2 separate regions of the Homo sapiens genome follow, and region 2 is linked to region 1. Evidence: read pairs that join two places in POLR2A ChIA-PET (ENCODE). Cell type or tissue: GM12878. All regions are shown on one strand. Links, peaks and the distances in the headings refer to the core of each region. The heading gives the core; the rest is flanking DNA.

Evidence for each region. Peaks named below come from ENCODE experiments on the same cell type or tissue, not always from the same donor. Only the 100,000 strongest peaks of a DNase experiment are listed, where the experiment ranks them.
Region 2: POLR2A ChIA-PET joins it to region 1 with 7 read pairs; 6 of 35 experiments call an interaction of 5 or more read pairs at or near these places.

The regions. Positions count from the first base shown.
Region 1 is chr14:24,122,095-24,131,094 of GRCh38, reverse strand. FITM1 (fat storage inducing transmembrane protein 1) reads right to left here and starts at 436. Exons shown (of 2, transcript NM_203402.3): 1 at 1-436. DCAF11 (DDB1 and CUL4 associated factor 11) reads right to left here. Exons shown (of 15, transcript NM_025230.5): 14 at 8,018-8,124; 15 at 5,853-7,920. The coding sequence ends at 7,786. In GM12878, for the core only: no CTCF peak of the experiment used is centred there; no DNase peak of the experiment used is centred there; H3K4me3 peaks cover 531 bases; H3K27ac peaks cover 736 bases.
Region 2 is chr14:23,968,631-23,976,512 of GRCh38, reverse strand. It overlaps DHRS4 (dehydrogenase/reductase 4), which reads right to left. Exons shown (of 8, transcript NM_021004.4): 8 at 7,234-7,756. The coding sequence ends at 7,642. It also overlaps a transcript of DHRS4L2 not described here. Among named protein-coding and RNA genes, the nearest start is that of DHRS4L2, 16 kb to the left of the region's middle. RefSeq lists a silencer at 6,449-6,498. In GM12878, for the core only: no CTCF peak of the experiment used is centred there; no DNase peak of the experiment used is centred there; H3K4me3 peaks cover 555 bases.

The DNA.
Region 1 (9,000 bases), core at 1-5,000:
TTCTCCTGGGGTTCTGAGCACAAGAGCCCACCAACAGCAGGATGCAGCAAGGTGGCTGTGCACAGCACTGTGGCCATCATAGGCCTTGGGAGGCAGATCAGCATGGGTATCCACTTCAGTGCCCTGTGACCCCAGCAGCTTGGCTCTGCCCTAGTTCCTGTCTGGATTGAGGGTCTCTAAGGGACTAGTTTGGCCCAGGGCTGCTGTATAAACTGGCGGTTTCATCTGTTGATCACGTTGACCCTCAGATCCCTAAAGATTAGGTTTACTCCCAGGTGACAGAGGTAGAGGAGACCCTAAAAGGGCAATTGCCAGACAGGAGTCAATTGAAACCTTAAGTTCCATCCTCCAACCAACTACCCTGGGCCTCAGGGCTCTCCATATAAGCCTGCCCTCCCAGTCTGACTGCTGAGGCGGCGACAGCAGGGCAGTCAGCTACCTATCCACGGAGAGTGCCTGTTAGTCAGTAACTGTTTCGAGATCACTTTTTCTTTCTTCCTCATTCCTCAAAACCAGTGGTGGGATTTCAGAGCACAGCGGAAGTAGTGAAAGGAATGAGCAAGCAAGGACACCTGAGTTCTGGGCCCAACTGTGTGACTTTAGGAAAATCAATGAACCCTCTTCAGTCCTCAGTAAATCAATTTCCTTTATAAACTGATCAAGACAGATTGGATAATCAATCAGATTCCTTCCAGATCCTAAAGCCCATACCTTGGAATAGTGACCTTCAATGAACCCTATAAAAGAATTTTGAACTAGGCTGGGCATGGTGGTTCACGCCTATAATCCCAGCAGTTTGGGAGGCTGAGGTGGATGGATCGCCTGAGGCCAGCCTGGCCAACATAGTGAAACCCCGTCTCTACTGAAAATAAAAAAATTAGCTGGGCACGGTGGCGGGCGCCTGTAATCCCAGCTATTCTGGAGGCTGAGGCAGGAGAATCGCTTGAACACGGGAGGCGGAGGTTGCAGTGAGCCGAGATTGTGCCATTGCACTCCAGCCTGAGCAACAACAGCAAGACTCCGTCTTAAAAAAAAAAATTCTTTCCACTCATTTTTATTTATTAAAGTTTTATGATTTATTTTTTTGAGACAGTGTCTCACGCTTGCCCAGGCTGGAATGCAGTGTGCTATCACGGCTCACTGCAGCCTCAAACTCCTGGGCTCAAGTGATCATCTGCCCTAGCCTCCTGAGTAGCTAGAACTACAGGAATGCATCACCATGGTTGGTTATTTTTTATTTTTTGGCCAGGTGTGGTAGCTCATGCCTGTAATCCCAGCACTTTGGGACCAGCCTGAGGAGCCACAGGAGTTCGGGACCACCTTGAGCTGGTCTCACACAGTGAGACGCCGTCCCTACAAAAATTAAAAAAATTAGCTGGGCATAGTGGCACGTGCCTGTAATTCCAGCTACTTGGGAGGCCGAAATGGGAGGATCACTTGGGCCCAGGAGGTTGACATTGCAGTGAGCCGTGATGGCACTATTGCACTCCAAGCCTAAGCAACAGAGTGAGACCTTGTTTCAATATTTATTTTGTAGAGACAAAGTCTCACTAAGTTGACCAGGCTGGTCTTGAACTCCTGGCCTCAGGTGATCTTCCTGCCTTGGCCTCCCAGAGTGGTGGGATTACAGGCATGAGCTACCATGCCTGGTCTCATTGTGGTTTTAAATAGTTGCAAAGGACATAATTTCTAGTGTATCATATACTGACATTTCAAAATAAATCCATTATATCACTGTTTCAAATGTATCCAATGAAATGTAAATACTACAGTGATTAGATACTTCACCTTTATCCATTAAAACATGACAAGATTTTACATCAGAAATTATATTTCCATTCTACTCCCTCACAGAATTTATCCTAATATGTTTTTATGCCTGAAAGTCTTTTATTGACCATTTATCACATTTCTCTGCAAGAAAAGTAACTCAAAAAATTTAATTTTTTGTTTGTTTGAGATGGAGTCTCACTCTGTCGCCCCGGCTGAAGTGCAGTGGCACGATCTTGGCTCACTGCAACCTCTGCTTCCTGGGTTCAAGCGATTCTCCTGCCTCAGCCTTCCAAGTAGCTGGGATTACAGGCGCCCGCCACCACCCAGCTACTTTTTTTTTTTTTTTTTTTTAGTAGACATGGGGTTTCACCATGTTGGCCAGGCTGGTCTCGAACTCCTGACCTAGTGATTCGCCTGCCTCGGCCTCCCAAAGTGCTGGGATTACAGGCGTGAGCCACCGTGCCCAGCCAAAAAATTTAATTTTTTATAGTTTCTGGGCCCAGTGTGGTGGCTCACACCTGCAATTCCAGTCCTTTGGGAGACCATGGCAGGAGGATCACTTGAGCCCAGGAGTTCTAGACCAGCCTGAGTAACATGGTGAAACCTTATCTATACAAAATATACACAAATTAGCCAAAGATGGTGGCACCCACCCAGCTACTCAGGAGGCTGAGATGGGAAGATCACTTGAGCCCAGGAATTTGAGGTTGCAGTGAGCAGTGATCACACCACTGCATTCCACACCACTGCACTCCAGCCTGGGCAACAGAGCAAGACTGTCTCAAAAAATAAAAATAAATAAAATAAATAAAATAGAAATGTCCTGTGACCATAAAGCCCTAAGAGTTAATTTTTTTCCTATGGATTCTATTTTCATTGTAACTGTTAGTAGTCTAAAATATATTATTAGTACATGAATACCTTAGTTTTTGGGGTTTTTGAGACAGGGTCACTTTCTGTCAGGAAAGTGAAACAGTCTTATTACTGACATGGAGAAAGTTTTAGTGGTCTGGGTAGAAGATTAAAGCAGCCACAACATTCTCTTAAATCAAAGCCTAATCCGGTGGCATGATTGCAGCTCACTGCAGCCTTGACCTCCCTGGTTCAAGTGATCCTCCTCTCGCTGAGCTGGGACTACAGGTGCAGGCCACGAAGTTTGGCTAATTTTTAAATTTTTTGTAGAGACAGGGGTCTCACTATGTTGCCCAGGCTGGTCTTAAACTCCTGGGCTCAAGTGATCCTTCTGTCTTTGCCTAAAGTGCTGGGATTACAGAAGTGAACCGCTGCACCTGTCCAGGAAAAGTTCTTAAAGGAAATTAAAAGGTACTACACTTCAGTGAACACATGAATGATACAAAAGTGAAATAGCCTTATTGCTGATATCAAGAAAGTGTTAGTGGTCTGGATAGAAGATCAAAGCAGCCACAACATTCCCTTAAACCAAAGCCTAATCTGGAGCAAGGCCCCAACTCTTTTTTTTTTTTTTTTTAAGAGACAGTGTCTTGCGTTGTTGCCCAGCCTGGAGTGCAGTGGCATGATCATGTCTTACTGCAGTCTCAAACTCCTGAGCTCAAGCAATCCTCCTGCTCTGCCTCCTAAGTAGCTGGGACTACATGTGCATGCCAACACTCACTATGTTGCCCACACTGGTCTCCAACCCTTGGCCTCAAGTGATCCTTCCATCTTGGCCTCCCAAAGTGCTGGGATTATAGGTGTGAGCTACTGAGCCCAGCCTATTCTCTTCAATACTATAAAGACTGAGAGTGGTGAGGAGGCTAGGAGAGGTTGGTTCATAATGCTCAAGGAAAGAAGCCACCTCCATAACATAAAAATGCAAGGTGAAGCAGCAAGTGCTGATATAGAATCTGCAGAAAGTTATCCAGAAGATCTAGCTAAGATCATTGATGAAGGTGGCTACACTAAATTACAGATTTTCAAAGCAAACAAAACAGCCTTCTATTGGAAGAAGATGCCACATAGAAGTTTCACAGCTAGAGAGAAGTCAAGGCCTGGCTACAGAGCTTCAAAGGACAGACTAACTCTTTTTATTAGGAGATAATGCACCTGGTAACTTTAAGTTGAAACCAATCCTCATTTACCATTCTGAAAATCCTAGGGCCTTAGGAATTATGCTAAATGTATTCTGCTGTGCTCTATAAATAAAACAACAAAACCTGCATGACAGCACATATGTTTGCAGCATGGGTTACAGAATATTTTAAGCTCACTGTTAAGATCTACTCCTCAGAAATAAAGATTCCTTTCAAAATATTACTGCTCATTGACAATGCACCTGGTCACCTACAAACTCTGGAGATGTACAGGGAGATTAATGTTTTCATGCCTGCTAACACAACATCCATTCTGTAGCCCATGGATCAAGGAGTAATTTTGACTTGCAAGTCTTACTTTTTTTTTTTTTTTTTTTTTTGAGACTGAGTCTTGCTCTGTCGCCCAGGCTGCAGTGCGGTGGCGCGATCTCGGCTCACTGCAACCTCCGCCTCCCAGGTTCATGCCATTCTCCTGCCTCAGCCTCCTGAGCAGCTGGGACTACAGGTGCCCACCACCACGCCCAGCTATTTTTTTGTATTTTTAGTGGAGACGGGGTTTCATTGTGTTAGCCAGGATGGTCTCGATCTCCTGACCTCGTGATCCACCCGCCTCGGCCTCCCAAAGTGCTGGGATTACAGGTGTCAGCCACTGCACCCGGCCAAGTCTTACTCTTTAAGAAATACATTTCGAACCCCGTCTCTACAAAAAATAACAAAAACGAGCTGGATGTGGGTGGTGTGTGCTGGTAGTCCCAGCTACTTGGGAGGCTGAAGTGGGAGGATCGCTTGAGTCCAGGGGGAGGCAGAGGTTTCAGTGAGCTGAGTGCACCACTGCGCCTGAGCGACAGAGCAAGACCCTATATCAAGCAAAAAAAAAAAAAAGAAAAAAAAAAACATTTCGTAAGACTGCAGCTGCCATAGTGATTCCTCTGATAGCTGTCGACAAAGTCAACTGAAAACCTTCTGGAAAGGATTCACCATTCCAGATGCCATTAAGAACATTCATGGCTAGGCACAGTGGCTTATGCCTATAATCCCAGCATTTTGGGGGGCTGAAGTGGGAGGATCGCTTGAGCCCAGGAGTTTGAGAACAGCTTGTGCAACAGGACGAAACCCCATCTCTACAGAAAACACAAAAATTAGCCAGGTGTAGTGGTGGGCATCTGTAGTCTCAGCTACTCAGGTGGCTGAGGTGGAGGACTGCTTGAGCCAGGAGAGGTCCAGGCTGCAGTGAGCTGAGATCATGCCACTGCACTCCAGCTTGGGTGACAGAGTGAGACCCCGTCTCAAAAAAAAAAAAACAAAACAAAACAAAATTTTTTTTTTCCCCAGAGTCTCACCCTGTGGCTCAGGCTGGAGTGCAGTGGTGCGATCTCAGCTCACTGCAACCTCCGCCTCCCAGGTTCAAGCGATACTCCTGCCTCAGCCTCCTGAGTAGCTGGGACTACAGGCGCCTGCCACCACACCTGGCTAATTTTTGTATTTTTAGTAGAGACGAGGTTTCACCATGTTGGCTAGGCTGGTCTTGAACTCCTGACCTCAGGTGATCCACTGCCTCGGCCTCCCAAAGTGCTGAGATTACGGGCATGAGCCACTGTGCCCAGCCTAAAAACAACATAACTTTTATATGCACTGGGAAACCAACAAAATTGACTCGCCTTATGCAATATTCACTTTATTACAGTGGTCTGGAAATGAACTCACAATATCTCCTAGGTATGCCTGTACAACAAACATTTTACATTACTTCGATAACATAAAATTATATTGTAAATGCATCTCTTACTGAGAATGGTCGGTCTGTGGGGCTTTGATCTAATGAAGCTATAAGGATACTAACAATTTGAATTTCTCTCTTAATTTGGTGCCCTGGAAGTAACACAGGTTCTGGGTGAGATGGGTAGCACCTTAGGTAACTTTATCACTTGGCAGACGGGGAATGAAAAGCGTGGATGGGAAAGGAGATCTGGCACGGGAGTTTCACACTAGGTAGATCAATTTGAGGAATGAGAACACAGAAGCCAAGGATCTGAACATTTATTTATTTATTATTTATTTTTGAGACAGGGTCTCACTCTGTCACCTAGGCTGGAGTACATTGGCACAATCACGGCTCACCGCAGCCTTGACCTCCTGGCCTTAGGTGATCCTCCCACCTCAGCCTCCTGAGTAGCTAGGACTACAGGCATGCGTCACCACATCTGGCTAATTTTTTTTTTGAGACAGAGTTTTGCTCTCGTTGCCCAAGCTTGAGTGTAATGGCATGGTCTTGGCTCACTGCACTCAGCTCACCTCTGCTCCCAAGTTCAAGCGATTCTCCTGCCTCAGCCTCTCAAGTAGCTGAGATTACAGGCACCCGCCACCATATCCGGCTAGTTTTTTTGTATTTTTAGTAGAGATTGGGTTCCACCATGTTGGCCAGGCTGGTCTCAAACACCTGACTTCAGGTGATCCACCTATCTCGGCCTCCCAAAATGCCGGGATTACAGGTGTGAACCACCGTGCCCGGCCTACTTTTTGTATTTTTTGTAGAGATGGGGTTTTGCCATGTTGCCCAGGCTGGTCTCAAACTCCTGGGCTCAAGCGATCCATCAGCTTTGGCTTCCCAAAGTGCTAGGATTACAGGCATGAGCCACCACACCTAGCTTGTTTATTCTTTTAAAACTGCCTATTTTGCCATGAAATAGGTACCCTTGCTGTGAAAGCCTGTGAACACCCCTGGATGTGTGTACCTTCATTTAAAAACTGCCTTAGAGGGCATGAAATGTCATCAGGGAAGATCTATTCCGAGCTGGGTGTGAGCTCTAGCCCTCTCCCTGACCATCGGTTTGCTCTGGGGTATGAGGTTCTGAGTGTGAGGCGCCCACTGGGGCCTGGCGTCAGGGCCGACTTGCTTCTCTTAGGCTCTGCGTTCAGGGGCTACCTCTTCCAAAGACTACACAGCTGCAGGCCCAGCCTCAGAGCAGAGGTGATATGGGTATTACCAGGCTCTAATGGAAAGTGTGCTCTCTCGATATCTACTTGCAGGGAAGCTTCTGAAATTGGTAAGGGAGCACCTATTGCAAGGCTCAGTGAACAAATGGTTTTGGTATTTCCCTTTTTCATGGGGCACCAGAAGGGTATTTTCTCCTACACAGGATCGCATCTGAAGACTTTGCTGAACTGTGTTTTCCTGAAGTGAGGAGATGAAAGACCTCAGATAGGAAAAACAGAGAGTGAGAGAGAGAGACAGACACTGAGCCAGGTTCCCACACAGTTTATTGAGGGAGCCAAAGCCAGTGAGAGGACGAAGGAGTCCTACTTCAACCTACTTCCTTAAAGCTGTGTGCCTCCAGCATGAAGGGACCTTCCCAGAGGGCAGGGCCTGCCCTATAAGGGGCCACATGAAGCCTTGTGGAGACTCCTGCCTCTCATACCACAGCCTGTCCTACCCTAAAGACCCAGACATGACAGCAGACATAATCCCCACCCCAGGAGGGTGCTGAGGAAACACCCTTACCCATGCCCCTCCCCTAGAGACCTCAGGAAGAAAGGCCAGGACACCTGTCCTGTGATTGGCCAGTTGAATCCTCAACGTGAAGACCTGGCAGGCCTGGCTGACAGGTCTGTTCAGATGTGGCCTCAGGCATCTACTCTAGGATCCAACCCCTAACATTCAAACATGATTAAAAACACCCAGGACACTTCTCTTGCTGGCAGAGGCCACACCCCAGATAATGGCAGTCCTGCCAAACTCTGGCCAGAGATAGGGACCCAAGCTGACTGGGTGTGAGCACGTAAGGAGACCACTCTGCCCCATGGGGAGAATCTTCCAGGGCTCAGCTGAGGCTCAGAGCCCAGGCTTATGTTATTCCCCATCAAATGCCAGTGATTCCTCCAAACATTCCCCACAAGGGAGAAAGGGAGGAGGAGGCAGAGAGCTTATCAAGAGGTTCACCCTATATGGGGCTGGAGGTTGGATCTACTGGGGTGAGGAAAAGGGTGTAGAGGATTGGGGCACTGGGGCAGGGGCGCTGGCACATTCCTCAGATTCTGGCATGTCATCCTGGAAGTACTCAGCCTGGCGGTACTGCCACAGACGCAGGTTCCCGTCCCACTGCAGGGCAGAGGGTGGCAAGCAGTCAGGATGTGCTGCCCCCACCCAAGTCCAAGCCCCAGACATGTGCCAGCACCCTCAACCCTTGCAACCTCACCGAACTGCTGACAATCTTCTCTTCAAAGGGGTGCCAACTGACGTCACGCACACAGGCCTTGTGGTTGGTCAGCTTCTTCACAATGTGGCCACTTAGAAGGTCGTACACTGTCCAGGACAGGCAAGAGTGGAGAGGGACCACCACAAGACATCTAAACTATCCCTCACCTCCCCATGAGTAGCACCACTGACCTGCCTCTCAGGCAACTTCCCATGTTCCCATGGGAGCAAAGCCCACACCAGAAGACTGTGTTATTTCTGCTTCTATCCCTGTTCCTTTCCATACCTTGGGTTGAGGGTATGGTTTAGTGGTGTGGGTATGTCTGGCCCTTAGCTAAATTTCATAGGGGCTACAGTTAAGGAAATGCACTGGCTTTGAAGATTTTAGTAAGATATGGAAGGCACCACAAAAGTGAACAATGAGCTGTCTGGGGGTGTGTGCACCTGCTGCACCTTATCTGGACAGGGTGCATCTTTCTTTTGTCATGGGACTGTGAGTGTCTCTCTAGGGACAGCACTGCCTTAGGCTCCTTGTATCTGCAGCTGTGCTTCTGGTTTTTTTTTTCTTTTTCTTTTTTTTTTTTTTTTGAGATGGAGTCTCGCTCTTGTTGCCCAGGCTAGAGTGCCGTGGCGCGATCTTGGCTCACTGCAACCTCTGCCTCCCGGGTTCAAGCGATTCTCCTGCCTCAGCCTCCTGGGCTCAAGCGATTCTCCTGCCTCAGCCTCCCAAGTAGCTTGTGATTACCAGCGCCTGCCACCATGCCTGGCTAATTTTTGTGTTTTTAATAGAGATGGGGCTTCACCATGTTGGCCAGGCTGGTCTCAAACCCCTGACATCAGGTGATCTGCCCGCCTCGGCCTCCCACGGTGCTGGGATTACAGGCATGAGCCACCGTGCCCGACCTTTTTTTTTTTTTTTTTGAGACAGTTTCTCACTCTGTCACCCAGGCTGAAGTGCGGTGGCACAATCATGGCTCACTGCAG
Region 2 (7,882 bases), core at 2,883-7,882, 160 kb after region 1:
ACACTCCCACCAACAGTCTAAAAGCCTTCCTATTTCTCCACATCCTCTCCAGCTTCTATTGTTTCCTGACTTTTTAATGTTGCCATTCTAAGTGTTGTGAGATGGTATCTCATTGTGGTTTTGCTTTGCATTTCTCTGATGACCAGTGATGATGAGCATTTATTCATATGTCTGTTGGCTGTGTAAATGTCTTCTTTTGAGAAGTTTCTGTTCATACTTTTTACCCACTTTTTGATGGGGTTATTTTTTTTCTTGTAAATTTATTTAAGTTCTTTGTAGATTCTGAATATTAGACCTTTGTCAGATGGATAGATTGCAAGAATTTTCTCCTATTCTGTAGGTTGCCTTTTCACTCTGATGATAGTTTCTTTTGCTGTGCAGAAGCTCTTTAGTTTAGGTAGATCCCATTAGTCTATTTTGGCTTTTGTTGCCATTACTTTTGGTGTTTTTATCATGAAGTCTTTGCCCATGCCTATGTCCTGAATGGTACTGTCTAGGTTTTCTTCTAGGGTTTTTATGGTTTTAGGTCTTACATTTAAGGCTTTAATCCATCTTGAGTTAATTTTAGTATAAGGTGTAAGGAACGCATGCAGTTTCAGCTTTCTACATATGGCTAGCTAGTTTTCCCAGCACCATTTATTAAATAGGGAATCCTTTCCCCATTGCTTGTTTCTGTCAGGTTTGTCAAAGAGCAGATGGTTGAAGATGTGTGGTGTTATTTCTGAGGCTTCTGTTCTGTTCCATTATTTCTGAGGCCTCTGTTCTGTTCCATTGGTCTAGATATGTTTTGGTACCGGTACCATGCTGTTTTGGTTACTGTAGCCTTGCAGTATAGTTTGAAGTCAGGTAGTGTGACGCCTCCAGCTTTGTTCTTTTTGCTTATGATTTCCTTGGCTATACTGGCTCTTTTTTGGTTCCATATGAAATTTAAAGTAGTTTTTTCCAATTCTGTGAGGAAAGTCAGTGGTAGCTTGATGGGGATAGCATTGAGTCTATAATTTACTTTGGGCAATATGGCCATTTTCATGATATTGAGTCTTCCTATCGATGAGCATGCAATATTCTTCCATTTGTTTGTGTCCTCACTTATTTCCTTGAGCAGTGGTTTGTAGTTTTCCTTGAAGAGGTCCTTCACATCCCTTGTAAGTTGGATTTCTAGGTATTTTATTCTCTTTGTAGCAATTGTGAATGGGACTTCACTCATGATTTGGCTCTCTGTCTATTATTTGCATATAGGAATGCTTGTGATTTTTGCACATTGATTTTGTATCCTGAGACTTTGCTGAAGTTGCTTATCAGCTTAAGGAGATTTTGGGCTGAGATCATGGGGTTTCTAAATATACGGTGAAATCATCTGCAAACAGAGACAATTTGACTTCCTCTTTTCCTAATTGAATACCCTTTATTTCTTCCTCTTGCCTGATTGCCCTGGCCAGAACTTCCAATACTATGTTGAATAAGAGTGGTGAGAGAATGCATCCTTATGCTGGATTCGGTTTGCCAGTATTTTATTGAGGATTTTTGCATTGATGTTCATCAGGGATACTGGCCTAAAATTTTCTTTGTTTTGTTGTGTCTCTGCCAAGCTTTGATATCCGGATGATTCTGGCATTATAAAATGAGTTAGGGAGGATTCTTTCTTTTTCTATTGATCGGTATAGTTTCAGAAGGAATAGTACCAGCTCCTCTTTGTACCTCTGGTAGAATTCGGCTATGAATCCATCTGGTCCTGGACTTTTTTGGTTTGGTAGGCTATTAATTATTGCCTCAATTTCAGAAGCTGTTATTGGTCTATTCAGCAATTCAACTTCGTCCTGATTTAGTCTGCAGAAGGTGTATGTGTCCAAGAATTTATCCAATTCTTCTAGGTTTTCTAGTTTATTTGCATAGAGGTGTTTATAGTATTCTCTGATGGTAGTGTGTATTTCTGTGGGATCACTGGTGATATCCCCTTTATGATTTTTTATTGTGTCTATTTGACTCTTCTCTCTTTTCTTCCTTATTAGTCTTGCTAGCAGTCCATTTTGTTGATCTTTTCAAAAATCCAGCTCCTGGATTCATTGATCCTTTGAAGGTTTTTTTTTTAATGTCTCTATCACCTTCAGTTCTGCTCTGATCATCATTATTTGTTGTCTTCTGCTAGCTTTTGAATTTGTTTGCTCTTGCTTCTCTAGTTCTTTTAATTTTGAGGTTAGGGTGTTGATTTTAGATCTTTCCTGCTTTCTCTTGTGGGTATTCAGTGCTGTAAATATCCCTCTACACACTGTTTTAAATGTGTCCCAGAGATTCTGCTACACTGTGTCTTTGTTCTCATTGGTTTCAAAGACCATGTTTATTTCTGCCTTCAGTTTGTTATTTACCTAGTAGTCATTCAGGAGCAGGTTGTTCAGTTTCCATGTAGTTGTGCAGTTTTGAGTGAGTTTTTCAGTCCTGAGTTCTAATTTGATTGCACTGTGGTCTGGGAGACAGTTTGTTGTGATTGCTGTTCTTTGGCATTTGCTGAGGAGTGTTTTACTTCCAATTATGTGGTCAATTTTAGAATAAGTGTGATGTGGTGCTGAGAAGAATGTATATTGTGTTGACTTGGGGTGGAGAGTTCTGTAGATGTGTATTAGGCCTACTTGGTCTAGAGCTGAGTTCAAGTCCTGGACATCCTTATTAATTTTGTCATGTTTTCTGTCTAATATTAACAGTGGGGTGTTACTGTCTCCCATTACTATTGTATGGGAGTCTAAGCCTCTTTGTAGGTCTCTAAGAACTTGCTTTATGAATCTGGGTTCTCCTGTATTGGGTGCATATATATTTAGGATAGTTAGCTCTTCTTGTTGAACTGATCCCCTTACCATTATGTGATGGCCTTCTTTGTCTCCTTTCATCTTTGTTGGTTTAATGTCTGTTTTATCAGAGACCAGGATTGCAATCCCTGCTTTTTTTTGCTTTCCATTTGTTTTGTAGATCTTCCTCCATCCCTTTGAGAGGTGGCAGTGTGCTGGCAGCCCTCGCTCACTCTTGGCACCTCCTCAGCCTCAGCACCCACTCTGGCCACGCTTGAGGAGCCCTTCAGCCCGCCGCTGCACTGTGGGAGCCCCTTTCTGGGCTGGCTGAGACTGGAGCTGGCTTCCTCAGATTGCAGGGAGGTGTGGAGGGAGAGGCATGGGCGGGAACTGGGGCTGTGCGCAGCACTTGCAGGCCAGCACGAGTTCTGGGTGGGTGTGGCCTTGGCGGCACAATGCACTGCAGAAAGCCACAGGGACCTCTGCCCTTGAAAGCAGGGTATTGTCCAAGGTTTCTCCCCATGTGATAGTCTGAAATATGGCCTCATGGGATGAGAAAGACCTGACTGTCCCCCAGCCTGACACCCATAAAGGGTCTGTGCTCTGGTGGATTAGTAAAAGAGGAAAGCCTCTTGCAGTCGAGATAGAGGAAGGCCACTGTCTCCTGCCTGCCCATGGGAACTAAATGTCTCGGTATAAATCCCGATTGTACATTTGTTCAATTCTGAAATGAGAGAAAAACTGCCCTATGGTGGGAGGCGAGACATGTTTGCAGCAATGCTGCCTTGTTATTCTTTACTCCACCGACATGTTTGGGTGGAGAGAAACATAAATCTGGCTTACGTGCACGTCCAGTCATAGTACCTTCCCTTGAACTGAATTATGATGTAGATTCTATTGCTCACGTTTGTTGCTGACCTTCTCCTTATTATCACCCTGCCCTCCTACTACATTCCTTTTTACTGAAATAATGACGATAATAATCAATAAAAACTGAGGGAATTCAGAGACCGGTGCCGGTGCAGGTCCTTGGTATGCTGAGCGCCGGTCCCCTGGACTCACTGTTGTTTCTCTATACTTTGTCTCTGTGTCTTATTTCTCTTTCTCAGTCTCTTGTCCCACCTGACTAGAAATACCCACAGGTGTGGAGGGGCAAGCCACCCCTTCAAGCAGTAGCAACCCGCTTGGGTCCCCTTCCACACTGTGGAAGCTTTGTTCTTTCACTCTTTGCAATAAATCTTGCTGCTGCTCACTCTTTGGGTCCACACTGCCTTTATGAGCTGTAACACTCACCGTGAAGGTCTGCAGCTTCACTCCTGAGGCCAGTGAGGCCACGAACCCACCAGGAGGAATGAACAACTCCAGACAGGAGGAACGAACAACTCCAGACATGCTGCCTTAAGAGCTGTAACACTCACTGCGAAGGTCCGCAGCTTCACTCCTGAAGCCAGCAAGACCACGAACCCACCAGAAGGAAGAAACTCTGAACATGTCTGAACATCAGAAGGAACAAACTCCAGACACGCTGCCTTTAAGAACTGTAACACTCACCGCGAGGGTCCGCAGCTTCATTCTTGAAGTCAGTGAGACCAAGAACCCACCAATTCCAGACATACCTTCATTTTGGGCCTATGTGTGTCTTTGCATGTGAGATGGGTCTCCTGAATACAGCACACCATATGGGTCTTGATTCTTTATCCAATTTGCCAGTCTGTGTCTTTTAATTGGGGCATTTATCCCATTTACATTGAAGGTTAGTATTGTTATATGTGAATTTGATCCTGTCATGACGTTAGCTGGTTATTTTGCCCATTAATTGATGCAGTTTCTTCATAGCATCAATGGTCTTTACAATTTCGTATGTTTTTGCAGTGGCTGGTACCCGTTGTTCCTTTCCATGTTTAGTGCTTCCTTCAGGAGCTCTTATTGTAAGGCAGGCCTGGTGGTGACAAAATCTCTCAGCATCTCCTTGTCTGCAAAGGATTTTATTTCTCATTCACATACGAAGCTTAGTTTGGCTGGATATGAAATTCTAGTTTCAAAAATCTTTTCTTTCAGAATGTTGAATATTGGTCCCAACTCTTTTCTGGTTTGTATGGTTTCTGCTGAGAGATCTGCTGTTAGTCTGATGGGCTTCCCTTTGTTGGTCACCCAACCTTTCTCTCTGGCTGCCCTTAACCTTGCTGAGTCTGACAATTATGTGTCTTGGGGTTGCTCTTCTCAAGGAGTATCTTTGTGATGTTCTCTGTATTTCCTGAATTTGAATGTTTCTTTTTTATTTTTTTGTCTCTAATCTTGTCTTCTCACTTTATTTCATTAATTTTATCTTCAATCACTGATATCCTTTCTTCCACTTGATTGAATCAGCTATTGAAGCTTGTGTATCCTTCATGAAGTTCTTGTACTGTGGTTATCAGCTCCATCAGGTCATTTAAGCTCTTCTCTACATTCTTCATTCTAGTTAGCCATTCGTTTAACCTTTTTTTGAAGGTTTTTAGCTTCCTTGTAATGGGTTAGAACATGTTCCTTTAGCTGGGAGTAGTTTGTTATTACTGACCTTCTGAAGCTTAACTTCTGTCAAGTTATCAAACTTATTCTCCATCCAGTTTTGTTCCCTTGCTGGTGAGGACTTGTATTCCTTTGGAAGAGAAGAGACGTTCTGGTTTCTGGAAGTTTCAGCATTTCTGCTCTGGTTTCTCTCCATCTTTGTGGTTTTATCTACCTTTGGTCTTTGATGTTGGTGACCTATGGATGGGGTTTTAGTGTGGATGTCCTTTGCTATTCTGATGTTGATGCTGTCCTTTGCTGATGTTGATGCTATTCCTTTCTGTTTGTTAGTTTTCCTTCTAACAGGCCCCTCAGCTGCAGGTCTTTGGGGGTTTGCTGGAAGTCCATTCCAGACCTTATTTTCTTGGGTATCAGTAGAGGAGGCTGCAGAACAGCAAATATTGCTGCCTGATCCTTCTTCTGGAAGCTTTGTTCCACAGGGGCACCCACCTGTATGAGGTGTCTCTCCGCCCCTACTGGTCGGTGTTTTTCAGTCAAGCTACATGGGGGTCAGGGACCCACTCGGGGAGGCAGTCTGTCCGTTATCGGAGCACGAACTCCGTGCTGGGAGAACCACTGCTGTCTTTAGAGATGTCAGGCAAGGACACTGAAGTCTGCAGAAGCTGTCCGCTGCCTTTTGTTCAGATATGCCCTGGCCCCTGAGGTGGAATCTGGAGAGGCAGTAGGCCTTGCTGAGCTGCGGTGGGTTCCGCCCAGTTAGAGCTTCCCTGCAGCTTTGTTTACACTGTGATCATAGAACGCCTACTGAAGCCTTAGCAATGGAGGACTTCCCTCCCCCACGGCCCCGTTAACTGATGCAGTTTCGGCCCCCCGCCCCCCACCGCCCTCTCCACCCTACCTGTCAAGCTCCAGCTCCAGCGGAGGATGCTCCAGGGACAGCGATGTCAGGACTGAGATGCAGGGGCTGCCTTAGAGTCTGGATGCTTGGGGTAGCGGGGTGTGAGGCACCGGGCCGGGGTGCAGGGCCGGAAGGAACGTGCTGGATCTGGGATGCTACCAGACGGGGCGTCCCAAAGACCGAGGCAGTCCCGTACCTTACAACTCTCAGATGAGCTCCACGGTGGGCTTGGCCACCCTGACCCCTACTGCCGAGGCTGCTGCAGAGGAGCCGCCGCCACCCACACCGCTGTGGAGCAGCCGCACATGCTAGACTCCGCTTCAGTAAAGCCCGGGCGGTGAGGGCTGCCGCAGAGGCGAGCCCGCTCCAGACAGTGGCGGTTGCGTGAGCGCCCCTCCCCCCACCGGGCCTTGGAGCGCGGGCTCCCACGCCGGCCCGGAGAGCTGCCCGACTGAGCATGCGCGTCGCGCTGCCGAGCCTCCTGAGAGCCCGCGGGCTGGCGCCGACCTTTCTTGCCGGCTCCGGCGTGAGAGGCCCGTCGGCGTGAGAGGCTCAGCGTGTGTCGCCCAGTGTCAGTGCCTTTGGGGCGGGGGACAGCGTCCCCACTTTCCTTCTACTGAATCCTCGGGCCCGTGGGCAGAACCCATTGCTTTTGTTTGTGGGCCTGGGTACCTTGCAGGGCCTTTCTCTATTCCCCACCGGCTCAGGACCCATCCAGCTTGTACTTGCTGACTCGGGAGGGAACTCGGGTCGTAGGGCCATGCGGGGAGAGGACCTGGCCTGATCTGGGAGGCAAGGGGCGGGGAGGTGTTAGAGAGTTCATCCTTCCCCACTCTCTCCGGGCTCGCGCTGCCTCGGGGATTCCCGTGGCGTCCTGGGAGTTCCCGTGCCACCTTCCTTCCAGCTGGCAGCTCTGCAGACACCTCCACCCGTGAACATCACGCTCAAGTTCTGGAGACAGGGAGGAGGGCTGGGGGATCCAGAGATCCAGCCTGAATAGACTTCTGCTCTCTGCTCAGCTAAGCACCCAACACTGAGAAATGAACAGGTCAATTGGATTCAAAGCCGCGCAATCATCTGCATTTTATTTGCACCTCATTTGCAAGTTGTTAATTTGCAACTCTGCTCCTTCCACTCCAGGTTCCTTCTCTCCCATCACCCCTCAGATTCCCCAGTGGCCCGGGAAAAAATATCTTGGTCTTTGCCAAGGTAGACTCAGCCTTGTCAGCAGGCCTGTCCTGTGTTCTCAGGGGAGGCCTTTACCCAAGGCCACAACAACAGCAGAAATCCCGAGTAAGACGCCACCTTGACGGCAGGGAAGGCTGGATCTTTTCACAGGGCAGAACTGATTTGATGAGGTGAACAGTAAGGTGAGCAGAGGTGGGAAAGGCCAGTGGGTGAATGCGGGAACAGCACCAGGAGCTAGAGCCCAACTCTGGCCTGTGGGCTGTCTCCCGGTCCTCAGAGGCGGGACGGGGTTCCTCCACCCACCACCACTGTTTCCCCAGTGATGTAGCTGGCATCTTCAGAGCACAGGAAAGACACGATGCCAGCACAATCCTCTGGCTCGCCTAACCTGGGGAATAAGGGAAGCAAGGAAGGAGGTAAAAATCAAACAGTTCTGCCTCCCTCACCTGGGACACAGGGAGTTAAATTTGCTTAATCAAGAATTATCAGATGGCTTTTTCAGGGTCAGTGTACA